2 separate regions of the Mus musculus genome follow, and region 1 is linked to region 2. A link is a loop called in an ENCODE intact Hi-C map of the cell type or tissue named here. Cell type or tissue: left cerebral cortex. All regions are shown on one strand.

The links. Peaks named below come from ENCODE experiments on the same cell type or tissue, not always from the same donor. Only the 100,000 strongest peaks of a DNase experiment are listed, where the experiment ranks them.
Region 1: a loop joins it to region 2, with 18 times the contacts of the local background. A loop is called at or near these places in 2 of 42 quality-filtered maps.

The regions. Positions count from the first base shown.
Region 1 is chr3:41,565,064-41,567,563 of GRCm38, forward strand. The region is part of intron 1 of Jade1 (jade family PHD finger 1); the gene reads left to right. Among named protein-coding and RNA genes, the nearest start is that of Jade1, 11 kb to the left of the region's middle. In left cerebral cortex, CTCF peaks have their summits at 595 and 1,152 (motif pointing left); DNase peaks (open chromatin) are centred at 524 and 1,152; H3K4me3 peaks cover 1,397 bases; H3K27ac peaks cover 1,117 bases.
Region 2 is chr3:40,947,107-40,949,606 of GRCm38, forward strand. No RefSeq gene overlaps it. Among named protein-coding and RNA genes, the nearest start is that of Larp1b, 2.3 kb to the right of the region's middle. In left cerebral cortex, no CTCF peak of the experiment used is centred here; a DNase peak (open chromatin) is centred at 1,410; H3K4me3 peaks cover 649 bases; H3K27ac peaks cover 349 bases.

The DNA of each region.
Region 1 (2,500 bases), 620 kb after region 2:
AGCCTACGCGGCACGTGGGCAGGTGCTGGTTGGCCCCAGGGCCAACTTTTGCAGCCCGCCCTCCCGCGCAGGCAAGAGGTGGCCGGCGCAGAGACGGGGCCGGGCGGCGGCCCCAAGGCGGTTCCTTGTCGCTGCCCGAGCGTCGCCTAACGGTCCCAGGCGCTTCGGGTCCGCGCGGGGGTGGCCCGGCCCCGTCCCCACGCCGGAGTCCCGCACAAAGCCCGCGGCGCGGGGTGGCCGCCGCCCGTCGCCGTCCCTGTTCCCGCGTCGCGGCGGCCGCAGGCGTTTGTTTGTTGCTTGCGCGCCGCCCTGCGCGCCGGATGGCTTCCTGTGACAGAGGTGATCCACAGTTTCCAGAACTGTCTGGGGGCGGGAGCGCGAGCCGAGCCCGCCGCGTTGCTCCACCGCCGCTCTGCTGCTCCCCGGGCCCGCGGGGAGGCCGGGGAGGGACGGCGTAGCCGTTTGCAGCGGCGCAAGTGGCGTGCGGACGCGAGGGAGCGTTTGATTTGCAACTGGGGCCGAGCGGATTGGTGCAGCTGGTGGCGGCGGGCGGGAGCGGCGGCGGGGGGTGGCCACTTTCAAACGCCGAGGGCGGCGGCGCGGGCGCGAGGCCGGCTGCGCCGCGGGGAGGCGGTGTCATCCCCGCACCGGGGCCGGAGTTACTTTCCCCTCCTCCCGCGCTGTTGTTCCTGTCGCCTCGGGAGGAGCGGGAGCGCGAGGGGGCGGCGCCGCGCCAAGCCGGGCCCTGCGCCTGGCGGGCGGGCGGGTGGCCGGGATGCCCGCGGTTCGCGGCCCCACCCCGGGTCTCCAGCCTGTTTCCCCACCCCACCCGGCCTTCCCCAGCGGGGATTCGGGCCCTGCACCCCTTTTAACGGAGCTATCGTTCCCTCCCATCCCCCACATTCCCCCCACTTTCCAGCCCCTAGAGCTTCCCTGTGCGGGCCTCCCTCCGCACTTCCGACCCCCCCCCAGTCCTGGGTCGAGGGCCTCCCATTCCCACCACTTATTCCCTGGCTTCAGGTTCCCCCCACACCCGAGACCCTCACTCTGTGACCGCCTCTGCGGCCCATGGCTTTCCGGGCTCCGCATCCCCGCTCCCGGCTCGGGCTTCACACCCGGGCTCCCCCTTCTGGGCGCGCGGGGGCGGCCGCACTCTCGGCGCTGGTGAATTGCTGTGAGCAAACAACAACAAAAAAGCGGGCGATTTAAATGTGCCTTCGAAACCGGTTTGAGCTCGTCATCTCTACGAGACCCATTTAAAGCAGCTTTAGGTGGCTTGCTTTCTAGAAACGTGGTGGCGAAGGTCTTCCGCCCTTTGTTGACCCGGACCTGTGGGGAATTTAATATTTCCTTATGTGAAATGTTTGGGTTTGGCCACAGAGCTCAGCTTTTAGGAAAGTAGAAGAGGACCTCAGGTCCTCATTCCTGGGAAGGTTTGTGGGGTTCCTTCTCAAAGGGCTCCCTTAGGTGTTCTTTTTAGAATACCTGTGGTGGAGGAGGTAACTCTCTGACCGCTTGTTGCTGAAGGCTAGTTAGTGCCTATCAAAGCTAATGAACTCATTTCAAGACAGAATAATTTTCTTGAAAACGATTCATTGGTTTTTAGACCACACTAGTTAAGTCCGTAGAATGGACTGTACCTGGAGAAAGGAAGGGTTCATTGGACTTAACTCGGTTCACGTTGGGGATTTCTTGTAGGTAGTAGTCGATCACATCCGCAGTTGAGGTGACCTGCTCTGTGCAATTCAGAATTTTTAGTCTTTCTTACCACAAAGGTCTTAAGTTCCGCTTACTATAACTTTTTTTACATGTTTGAAAATCTTTATTACATTTAGTATTGTTGACCTTTATTACATTTAGTATTGTTGACCAAGGGCATTGTCACAGAAAACTGAAAAACGTAGATGAAGGGGGCATGTACTATGTCTGCTTAGAAGCAAGTAGAGGTTTATACTCACCTTAGATTCAAACCTGTCTTAAATGCCGTAAGTGGCCTCTTGAAAATATTGAACCACGCATTGCCTGAGTATAAATCTAGCTCTGCCCCAGAGTCCAACATTCTCTTATCAACTACGGTCAACTGAAAACATTTTTTGAATGTTTGCTGTTTTATGCCCTTAATAAAGTTTGCGTATGTTTGTAAATGTATTTGACCTTGAGTTTCATCTTCTAGAACAAATACAGTTTCCTGCTAATGTCCGAGGTTTGCGCGTTTTTTATGTCCATGCTTGCAGAGTGGATAGTCATTCCCAGAGTGTGTAGTAGACTTGAATTTTGTTCTCCTTCACAGTCCCATGTTGCTTCCTTGTAGCAGGGATCTCAACTGTCAGGAAAAGCAGGACAGGACTGTAGCTAAGTGATGCTGGAGCTGCGAGCCTACACTGCCTGAAGCTCTGGATTCAGTCCTCAGCATAGCCAAAGGGGGCAGGGGTAGCCTGTCTTCCTTCAACAACTTGAAGAAGCTCTGTACTCTATGAAAAATGACTTTACTCTGTAGTCT
Region 2 (2,500 bases):
GACAGCTAGGGCTACACAGAGAAACTCTGTCTCGAAAAAATAAATAAATAAATAAATAAATAAATAAATACAATGTGTTCAGAATCTCATTGACTAGTACTTGTTGGTACAATTTTATACAATTTAGTATTTCCCAACAGGTCTTGAAAAAAACAAACTAACTCTGATTACAAGAACAGCTAGCAGCCAAGCAGTGGTGGTGCACTCCTTCAATCCCAGCATTTCAGGTGACAGGGGCATCTCTGTCAGACAGAGGCAGGGGGATCTCTGCCAGTCTGTAGCTTGATCTACAGAGCTAGTTGCAGGACAGTCAGGGCTACACAAAGAAACCCTGTCTCAAAACAAAAACAAACAAACAAACAAAATAAAAACAAAAACAAAACAAAACAAAAACCAAACCAAAACAAAAAAAGTTGGCATTGGGCAATACAGATTGAAGTATAGTCCTCATTGACTAGCAACCAGTTTCAGGAGGTTGCTTAGGGTCACAGCAAAGCCTCACTTTATAGCTGACGTAATGTGTGAGGTCATGAGTACACTATTCAACAGGGTTGGAGCTGGCGTGAGGTGGAGAAAACCTTTTCACCAGTAAGAATAGCTCTCAATGATGACCTTGCAGAATAGAACTTCATTAAACCAGAAGCATGTGCTGCCAATATCACCTCAGATCAAATTTCAATGCTAAAAAGAAAGAACTTGCTAGGCTTCCCAAAATGTTATCTATCTGTACTGTGTCACTACCCATCACTGGGGAGCAACAGTGGGAACATAGTTAAACTGTGATCCAGTGCAATTCCTACAGATTAAAGCCTGGGAAATTAACTGGGAGTGATGGCTCCCCTCCTCTAATCAAGGCATTTGGGAGTTGGAGTAAAGGTCAAAGTTAAATCTCAAATCCCCGGGGCAAAAGGCTGAGGTGCCTATTTAACAATGGGGACCTGGAAGCTAGGTTCTCCAGGCATCCTTCAGCCCCAAACAATTACAGGGCCCTCCTGGCTGCCATACCCCCAGTCCCTACACTGGACTCCCCAGCCCAGGCAACTGGGCTGCTCTTCCCTTATTATAATGCAGCCATTCTGGTTGCACGTCCCTTTTGTACCTTTGGCCTCCAGGCTGCTAAAATTTGTCCCTTTCTCTCCCCTCTTCCATCCCCCCCTCCTCTCCACATGCCTCCAGTTCAGTCTCAGTCTGGTCATGTCCACTCTAGATTCCTCCACCATGCCTAGGAGCAGTCATGTCCTCTCCTCTGTAGCTCTTTTTTCACTCAGTCAATTGTTCAAAGCAAAGGAGCTGGAGAGATGGCTTGAGGACTAAGAGCGCTTACACTCTGGCTTCCCAGCACCGTGCTGGGCACAACAGCCTGTATCGGCAGCGCAAGGAGGATCCAATACCTCTGGTAATCAAGGGCACCTGCACACTTGTGTGTGTGCACAAACGCACACACACGTACTCGCATTCTTGTGATTAAAAATAGAACAATTCATGCTGGGCAGTGCGCTTCTTTAATCACAGCATTTGGGAGGCAGAGGCAGGCGGATCTAAAAAAAGAAATCTAGACAGAGTGAATGTACAAAGCCAACTGGGTGTGGTCCTTATGCTTTAATACTAGCCTTAGGGACTCTAAAAGAATCTTAAAAAAAAAAAAAAGTTCAAGACTAGCTGGTGGGTAGCACGCATGCCTGTTGGTCATCCCATTTCAAAAGCTAAGGCAGGTGCATTCCTTTGAGTTCAGAACCAGACTGGTCTAAATCGATGGCTTCCAGGGCAACCTGGACTAGAATGGTAGGCTCACGGCCAGCCTCGAGATCGAGGTCAACTTGTGCTACAGGAGACTTAGTTTGATGAAAACATCAAAACCCACTGAAAAAAAATGAAAAATGAAAAAGGTGGCGAAATGTCTAGTGTTCGTTTTACTCAAGAGCACTAAAGAATCATTTCGTTGTCTGTAGGTTAGAATCAGGACCGACAAGTGCACTTCTTGTAATGTCGAGGCTGGGTCTTCACTTGAACTTGGCTCCGGATCAGGAGTGCCTATTGGAGCCCACATCGTTACTGGGAAACTTTTCCTGGGTCCTGAGGACCCGCCCTCGTGAAAAGCCTGAAGCGTTTCACCTTAGCGCAAATGGACTTTCTGGTCCTCCTGGTTCCTGAAGATTGTCCTCCTAGTCCCTGGGTCACAGACGTAAGATGCTCCCCAAGCGTAGCAGGTTCATCCTCGCGATCCGCTAGGGCGGGGCTCTCATCAAACCATGCCCGCCGCATTCGGGAAGACTCCACAGGCCGCGGTCGCCCGCAGCGTTTAGGGAATGCCCGCAAGTGGCCACGTCACTTTCCAGGGTGCCCGCCCCCTAACCTGCCTCGCCCTCTACCCGCCCCGCCCCTCACCCTGACTGGCCCTCGCCCTGGTCCTTGGGCACCTGGCCTACTGAACGCTGATTATCTTGGCTCTTGCCTACATCACGCCCCGCCCACTGGCACGCCTTTCCCCTTGCGCGCCCCG